2 separate regions of the Homo sapiens genome follow, and region 2 is linked to region 1. The links are chromatin contacts, found by Hi-C in ENCODE. All regions are on one chromosome and are shown on one strand. Each heading gives the region's core, a stretch centred on a gene start or an enhancer-like site at or near the end of the contact. The rest is flanking DNA. Distances are from core to core; before and after follow the strand shown. Region 1 has its middle 27 kb from the start of SMARCE1. Region 2 has its middle 8.7 kb from the start of KRT33A.

The links. Hi-C counts contacts between places; a loop is a spot of excess contacts on that map. Pooled maps may share reads with other maps.
Region 2: a pooled map shows a loop between it and region 1 (4-fold over the local background). The contact joins two enhancer-like sites. A Hi-C loop is called at or near these places in 3 of 37 single-sample maps with no recorded cell type and 8 of 50 pooled maps.

What each region holds. Positions count from the first base shown.
Region 1 is chr17:40,618,818-40,623,421 of GRCh38, forward strand. No RefSeq gene overlaps it. Among named protein-coding and RNA genes, the nearest start is that of SMARCE1, 27 kb to the right of the region's middle. Within about 2 kb of position 1,299, at least 7 of the 41 ENCODE cell types and tissues checked have a DNase peak (open chromatin) inside an H3K27ac peak, as active enhancers do.
Region 2 is chr17:41,339,866-41,344,469 of GRCh38, forward strand. No RefSeq gene overlaps it. Among named protein-coding and RNA genes, the nearest start is that of KRT33A, 8.7 kb to the right of the region's middle. Within about 2 kb of position 1,811, at least 4 of the 41 ENCODE cell types and tissues checked have a DNase peak (open chromatin) inside an H3K27ac peak, as active enhancers do.

The sequences.
Region 1 (4,604 bases), core at 49-2,548:
AAGAATAAGAGATCGCCCATAATCTTAACACTGAACACACCGGATCCAGTTTGTTTTCCCAACCAGTCTTCATCTGATAGCGTGTTTAATTGCATGATCCTAATATACATTTACTTTTTGAAGAAACCTAGTTTGCACGGTCCCATGTGGCTACATAATCTTTCTCATCATCGTTAAGGCACAAAATACCTTTAGGATCATAATTTACTCAGCCAACTTCCTGCAGCTGAAAATTTAATTATTTCTTTTACCTTTCAAACCAATGTGTTTGCTTGTCTTTTCTGGACTCTGCCCTGGGGCCCCGGCAGAGAGGAGGTGGAGCCGTGGAACAGGGTTAGACCCAACTCATCTTCACGTCCTGCCCCTCAGCCCGGCCCTTGGCCCGACCCCTGCCAAATGGCTCCGGCTGTGTTCAGGTGCCTGCGGAAAGGCGCTCCTACCTGTCAGCAGTGTAAGGGCATTTCCAGGTCACATCTGTCAAGGACTTTCATTCATGGAGCACTTGCCCACTGGACACTTGCCACTTGTGTAGACACCTCCTCTAGCAGGGACCATGCCATACTGCATCTTTTATTACTGGTGCCAAGGAGGGTTCCTGGCATATAAAAAGTGCTCAGCAGTTGTTTGTTGAGTGAATGAAAGTTAAGAGTGATTGACAACTCACGAGGAATCCTGTAAGTCACCAGGCTCTTGCCCAGCTTGGGCTGCAGAATCGGACACTGTGCTGCTTCACAGGCCTTGGGGACTTTGACTAAGATACCTTCCCCATCCCCCAACTTCAACCATACATTTATGAAGGTTTAATAGCGCAGGGTCCCCACCAGACCCTCCAGCGTAGGTCTATTTTTTTTTTTTTGAGATGGAGTCTCACTCTGCCTCCCAGGCTGGAGTGCAGTGGCGTAATCTCGGCTCACTGCACCCTCTGCCGCCCAGGTTCAAGCAATTCTCCTGCCTCAGCCTCCCGAGTAGCTGAGATTACAGGCACCTGCCACCGCATCTGGCTGATTTTTGTAGTTTTAGTAGAGACGGGGTTTCACCATCTTGGTCAGGCTGGTCTTGAACTCCTGACCTCGTGATCCGCCCGCCTTGGCCTCCCAAAGTGCTGGGATTACAGGCGTGAACTACCGCGTCCGGCCCCCTTTTTTATTTATTAGGGTGATCAGCTTGTTTCCGTTTTCCCGGGACTTGCCTGGTTTTATCACTGAATGTCCTTCCTCAGTCCCAGGTAAGCGGGGACAGAGTTCTCCTAGTTCTCGGCATCCAGTGCTTAACAAGCTCCTGTAGAGGGCGCTGGAGGAAAAGCTCAGGAGGCAGGTGCCGGATGGATTGAGCAGTTGCTGTCCCAGGTGGAAGATATCATGTCACCCGGACACCATCGCCCGGAAAATATCACGTCACCTGGACACCATCAGACTCAGGAGCGGGTTAGAAAACAACCGATCTCCTTAACCCTCCCCCAGGAAACGCTTGTGTCAGGAAACTGATGCTTATTGGCCAAGAGGGAGTGACCGTGTCAGACAAGTCTCTGTTTCTTCATCCTGAGAAAGCAAATCATGTATAAATGAATTGTGGTTGTTTCAGGCTGTCAAACTCCAAATGTGTTCTGGCTGCAACTACCCTGACAGCAGGATGCTCCAGTTGCATTGACCTAGAACAATCTAGGACAGAGAAAAAAAAAATCGCTTTGATTTTGTTGGGGAGGACACATTTTTTAATTCTGTCTTTCCAGGTTCTTGGCAGGATCTCTGTAACAAAAGTCAGGCTAGAAAGAGAGAAGCATATATATTTATTTAATACACGTTTTATGTGATACAGGGGCTTTTGTAAGGAAATGAAGACCCAAAGAAATGTTTAAACCTGAGTGTTTTTATACGGGGTTTGATGAAGAGTGGAAAGTCATGGAAGAATATGATAGGACAGAGGGGATGAGCTGAGGGTGGGAAAGCGGGGGGAAGCTCAGCAAGGCCTGTTTGCCCAGTTTCTCTTCTTCGCAGATAAAAATGCGCTCTTCCCCTGAGTATAGGGAGGGCACCTGTCACCTGAGGTTCTTATGACCTGCTTCAAGGGAAGTTCAGAAATTGGTTCAGCTTAAAACATCCACTATTTTCAAGGTGCCATATTTTGGGCCTGAATCCCATCCATTTTTTTTCAAGTGTGTCTATCCTGACACACATTTTTTTTCAAGTGTGTCTAAAACTGTCCATTTTCCCCTGGTTTATGTAGACCTATCCAATTCCCTTGGGAAACTCAGTGGGAAACATGAAATTTACTTTCGAAGTGGGTGGTGATAATGAAAAATTAATCTTGCTACGATTCTGGTAAGAGACCAGACCCACACAGACCCTACTTTGGGCATTACCTGGCTGAAGCCAGCAGCAAGGCAGCGCACCCTTCTGACACGCACAGGTTGCCAGGGGCTCCACATGCATCAGCCCCCTGCTTTGGTGCATCACATATATTGCTGTTGATGTGTTCAACTCTGTTGCAAAGTGTTTGGAACAGATAACATCACAGTCGGATCATTTATCAATTCTTTCACTCGCCCACCTTTTGTTGTTGAACCACATACTTTGGGTAATAACTACAGTTTATTAGGTATGCTGTGAACACTGTTTTTAAGGAGTGCCTGGCTGAAAACACCCACAAAATGATTTAAAAACACAAAGCTAGGCCAGGCAGAGTGGCTTACGCCTGTAATCCAAGCACTTTGGGAGGCCGAGGAGGGCGGATCACTTGAGGCCAGGAGTTGGAGACCAGCCTGGCCATCATGGCAAAATCCCGTCTCTACCAAAAATACAAGAATTAGCTGTGCATGATGACGTGTGCTGTAGTCCCAGCTACTCGGGAGGCTGAGTTAGGAGAATTGCTTGAACCCAGGAGGCGGAGGTTGCAGTGAGCTGAGATCACTCCATTGCACTCCAGCCTGGGCAACAGAACGAAACTATCTCAAACAGAACAAAACAAAACAAACCCTCCGAAACCCACAGAGCTAGTATTTACAAGTTGGAATGTCATCATTGTGAATGTTTCCATCTGCACAAATATCTGGAAAACGACTATTAGGATACCAGCCTTTATTACTGCTCTATTAAGAGAAGCCATTTGCTCCTAAGCCCTTCGCTCTCTTAAAAAAATCATTTTAAGAACTGGAGTGGTTATGAGAAAAGCACCGGTGCTTTTAAAGATTTGCAGAAGGGGGAAAGGTCACTTGGCTGTCAGTTTGAGTTTTTATCTCATAGATGGGGTACCTATCACTCACAGAACTGGAGTCGGATAGACCTGAGTGGGAATCCTGTCTCCATCATAAATTAACTGTGTGATCTTGGACAAGTTATTTAACTTTTCTAAACCTCAGTTTCTCCATCTTTAAAACAGAGATGATATTCATAATATGTCATTAAAAAGTATAACATTAGAATGTGTCGCACACTGAAGAACGTCCAACTCTTGGCAAAGTTCAGTCCAACTAGGCTTGAACATGTTTTTAAAAATATCCTGAGGCTCTGCTCTCCCCGGAAGAAGCTGTAAAGAACAATTCCAGCCCTGGCACTGAGACAATTGGATCTTAGATGAGTCATTCACTTCTCTTTTTTGGGGCCTCAGTTTCCCCTTTGGTAAAATGAAGAGATTAAACCAAATCAGTGATTCTCCAAACTTTGCTAGTCTGCTAGGCTTCTCCTTAGTAGCCTCTAATTCAGTAGTCTTGGGTGGGGTTCAGACAGCTTCCCTAGGAGATTCTGTGCTCAATCTGAGAGCCACCCACCTAAGAACCACAACCACAGCCACCTAGACTCTGACTGACATTTGATGGCTTCAAGGAGGTATTTTAAAGCTATTGTCCCAGAATACGTGGTGTGTTTTTTGAGGAGGAGGAAGATCTATCCACGGCACACATCAGGAAGAGGTGGTTAAAGGTCAGAGAGTTATTCTGCAGAAAATCCATCTGATTTGGTACTTCCTGAAATTTTTGACACCCAACCAGGGATGTCTTTTAAAAGGTTCCCCACTGCTCACAGATTGACAGGAAACCACAACAGGGGTAAAATGCACGCATAACACAGCATACATCAGACATGAGGGTAGTTCTCTATATAGCACAGTATTTTTTATTATTGTAGGCTTACAAATGATTTAAGTCTGTGTGTTTGTGTGTGTGTGTGTACTTTTTCATTTTGGTGGTATGGAAAGCTTTGGAGGGAAGAAGGAAAGGATTCCACAAGGAATAGTTTTTCCATATACATCTCCCATTGCAAGAACACTGATCTCCGAGTGGATTCTTTTGTCTTGAGTCTTTTGAATTATTGATCCACAATGATGAAATCCCTAGCACAGATGTTCAATCTTGATGTCATTTAATATCTCGTACAACAGCCTGAGGCTAATTTTCCTCTCTCCAGGAAAAATGGTTTGTAAGAGTTGATTGATCAACTCAAGCCCAAGATCACAAATATAAACTTCATTGGTAAAGTGATCTACTCTAATATTATCTTCAGGGATTAGAAAATAAAAAGTATAAAAAGTGCATGAGCATACAGTAAGTGCTCAACAAATGTTGGCTTTTATTATTATTAGGTGATCATGGAATTAACTTTCACTAATTTGCC
Region 2 (4,604 bases), core at 561-3,060, 720 kb after region 1:
AGAGGCCAAGAGCAGAAAAAGCTAGAGAGAATGGGGGCATATATCAGGAGGCATCAAAGGCCAGAATTAGGAAAAGCTAGAGAGAATAGGGGCAAATAATGCCCTGGAGGCACCCAAGGCCAGAACCAGAAAAGCTGGATCTACCATTAAATCCAAGGGGTGAACATGGGGTTAGAAATGGAGACAAAGGCAAGGTAGTGACAGAAACAGGGCCACAAAAAACGACCAAGCAAAAAAACTGACAATTCACTAAATGCCTAAGACAACTGCAATAGACATTTTGTTTTTTTCTTCTTCTCCTCCTTTCTTCCTCCCTGCCTTTCTTCCTTCCTTCCTCACTCATTCTCTCTCCTTCCCCCTCGTCCTCCTCTTCTTCTCCTTCCTCTTTCTGTTTTAGTAACAATCTCAGAGCACAAGTGTAAACCTTCAGTTAAACAGACAGCAGTGAGGCAGACATCTGCTTTTCTAAAATCCTTGACATCCAAATGTGAAACAGAGCTCACTAAAGCTCAGTTGCAAAATTCTAGATGCTCCTCTCTCCATCTCTAACCCATGGAATATTTTCCCTCTTATAGCCCCTTGAAGTGTCTATGCACTTCAGTTCATAAAATGCTGCCGTGGGGAACCAATCTAATTAAGCACTTACCAAGAAAGCATTCAAACTCTCTCATCTATGTCCTTTCCCTGCCCCCAGAGTGCACCCTTCTTAGAGGCATGTCCCTCTGTGCTGGTCATACCTGTGCATTACCATGCATGGCCTGCAGTCACTTCCCGCAGTGACCCTCCCACGTGTCCCCCTGGCTCTTTGACAATGGACCACACACCCTCTGCTCTCAGGGTCTTGGTAACCCTCATGTTTCACAGCAGCCAGCAGTCAGTCAGCCTCCACAACCAACCAAGATGAAGTCAGCATGTGCAGGTCTGAAATAATTATTAACAGGAAATACAAACACGTTAAATTTTACCCAGGCCTTTAATGATACACTTAATTGTTGGTTTCCTGTGTAGAAAATAGGCATAAGTGGAAACCAGTTCCCATAAAGTGACTAAAATTCCTATGACTTTGACACCACCAGCTCTGTGCTTTACTTTTATCTTTCCATTTGAAAATTCTGATTGTTATAATCAGCAAAAATACCACCAGTTTCATAATCATAATTAGCCATCTTCCTCCTAACACAGCACGCACACACACCTGCACTCACACACACAAGCATAGGTGCACAGACCCACACAGATGCATGCAGGCACATCTGAATTCATTTCTCTCTGATTCTCAGCCCTCGAGCTCAGATTCTTCAGTTTCTTGTCCCATCTGGCCTGTCTTCTACAACCCTCAATTTGAGAGAACCTGAAACTAGATTCTCACCTGGTTACTGAAGGACTCAAATGAGCAAAACCTTTTATTCTCAAGGCTGTGGAGACCCTGTGATGAGCAATAGGAAAGGGGTCAGAATGCAGGGCTGCTAAGGAAGTGAATAGGAACTCCATTTACTGGACACTTATGATGTATCTGGTTGGGTTGAGCATCTTTGCAACATAATCTGATTCTACCTTTATTTAAAAAAAAGTGAGGTGGTTATTAGTCTCCCATTTTCAGTTTAAGAAACCGTGGCTTAAAAAGCATAGTAACACAATGCAGGCTGAGATACAGATAGAGGTTACAAGACTGAAACCAGATTGAAAACTAAAGCAGTCACTTTCAAATGCATGATTTTTCTGAGGTTTGGTTTCTAGCCTTTCTTTTTTCACCTTTTAACCACTTTTAAAACTTTAAACACATTCACTCCCATGTGCCACACCCAAGCTTTAGCTCGTCGGGATCCCCCACAGCTTCATTTGTGCCGCTGCAGGAAGTCATCTTGTGTAGATGCCATCACATCCAGGCCGCAGCTGAGCAAGTGTTTGAATTTTTTGTAAATACATCTTTGACTGGGGAGGCTGTAAATCCTCCCTAGGCTTTACTATTGCAGGATCTGGCCAGCAATCTGCAATGCAATGGGGCTCTTTGTTCCCAGGAGGATTGGCAGGTTGAGAAAGAATAGACACACACAAGATAGTGAAAGCTGGGTCCGGGGGGTCACCGCCTTCTGGTCCTGCGATGCCACCAATGCACTGGATATAAATATAGCATTTGTTATTAAGTTTAGTGAGGGTGGGGGTAGGTTAGTGAGGGATTTCGGGTCATTTGATTATGAGGTGAGATGGTCACATGGGGATGAAGCAATTCTTTAACATAACATCTGTATGCAGAAGTACAATATACAGAGATAAGAATTTACAATATAGTATGTGCATCAGTAATTTCTAACAGAGCCTTAAAACAGAAACACAGTGTTTCCATAACCTGTGATTAGCAAGATATTAATCAGCAGTAACAGTTGCAGCAAAAGCTGGTTACAAACAATCCATAGAAACAGGACGTGAAGCTAGACAACAGGTTAGACCAGAAATTCTCAGAAGGGAGAATGCCTTAACCCTAAAGAGGCCTAGAAGAGCTGTGGCAAGATGAGGGCATTTATAGCCCTATCTTATCCATATGAACATGCACCCCTCATGCGTCCGTTTATAGGCTCTCCTCAAGGGTCGCATTCCGTTCTCAGAGCTATGAACATCTGCTTTTCTGGGATAGGAATCTTGGTGATGTGAAACATCCCTGCCTGCCCTTCCGTTCATAGACTCTGCAGGGGGAAGCACATCACACGCTGTTGGCTTATTCTGGTAGTCCAGCCTGGCATTGTCTTTACACAATCCTGCATGCAACTTTGTATTTACAATAATCAGGAGCATTTCATCTTTTATTCCATAGCAATAGTTTCAAGGGCTCCCCCTACACTTTACATTTCAGTCCTGTGCTTGTCCCTACAAGTTTAAAAAAAAAAAGTGAGAGTGAGGGAAAGCTACCTCTGCACACCTGCAGCAGGCTCAGCGAGGAGCCTGGTGGGGCCGGGGCCCACCTGCCTGGCACATAACTTCATCAAGTTGTCAGTGTGCATTTTGCAATAACAAGGGACAGATCATGTCATCCTCATATCCTTTTATAGTTGGAGCCATTCTTGGGACTTTTGGTGCCTGCTGCCAGACTCTCCTGTTTTTGATGAGAAATGTGAGCAGTTGTTGTTAGATGTCAGTGATTCTTCTTTGAAACATAAAAGAAGACATACCTGACTTGTAATTGTCATCCACTACCCTGAAACTTTAAATGTTAGTGTTCAGTAAACCTATTTTCCATTCAGCTGCCAATGCACTCCTTTTAATAAAAGTGTCAATCAAATTCATCCTTTTAACTCTCCCAAGGCTTTCCTCTTCCCTTGAAATGAAATCGGATCCTCCACAGAACTGGCGAGCCCCCATGTACCCTGGCCACTGCCCACACATACAGGCTGATTGTTCCTCCCCTACTCATCACTCCCGATGCCCTGGCCTTGCTCCCTTCTTCAAAGGCAACTGCCTTACTCCCTCCCTTCCTTGACTTTCTGTCCCTCTCTCTGGAAAGCTCTTTCCCTCTGCTCTGTTTCTTCTCTGTTTTCAGGTCTCAATGCAAATGTCACCTCTCAGGCAAGCTCTCCAAACTGAGACAATAGGAGCTCGGTTCACATCTGTCAAAAATAGGAGCAAACAGGCTGTTAGGAGGCTGAGTAGAATGTTTTACTGGGACTAGACAATATCAAACTTAGATCCCAAGAGCCCAGGAATTCGTATTCAAGGTCAAAGTGTCAACAACAAGAATACTGAGTCTTACATAGGTACCATGCTGCACCATTTATAAAGCACTTCCATACACAGGGGATCTTCACAACCCCACAATGCTGCCAGGCCAGGTCTCTCAAAAGGAGGACTCTGATGGTCAGGGGAGTCAACAATATATCCAAAACCAGGACCAAAAAATGTTGCCTCCAAAACAAGCCATAATTCTTCTTCTCATCACAGCATCCCACACCATCTCCTAGTGGGTAAGACTCATAGCCCAGCGCCATCATGGTTTATTTCACAGGGAAGGGTGGGGCAGGGATTAGGAGACATTTCCCAGGGTCTTGTTTCCTTGCTTCCTTGCTATGGGCCTCTCCCCTCAGAGCACTGTTTTCTGAGAAGGCCTGGCTCGAGGAGCTGATGACCTCAGCGACTGCAGACCTGGGAACCTGCAGAAAGGAGAAATTAAGTTTGCACCTGGGAAAGCCCAGGGTTGAATAACAGAACCTCGCCTTTAAGAATTCTTGCTTTTTTTTTCCTGCCTCTGCATTGTTGCTGAAATATACAAGAGAGAAAGAAAGGATTCTGAACCCATTATTTATCTCCTCCTTCCAAGCAAGCAGCAGACATTCATGATTAATGATGAGGTGACTTTCTACATTGATTTAATTGAAATCTGTATCCTATCCAGGTTATTTTTAAAGTTTATAAAGACCTTTTCTACTGATTCTTCTCTTCCAAACTCAAATAAAGAAATGTTTTATATACATGATCTTCCACTAAAAAGGAGCCCAGACTCTCAGATCCTCAGGAACATCTGTTCTCCATTCTATAGGACTGTGCTGCTGAAGACAAATGGAGTAGCGAGTGACCAATCTTTGAGACTCAGCATTCTCTCTATGTTAGCCCTAACG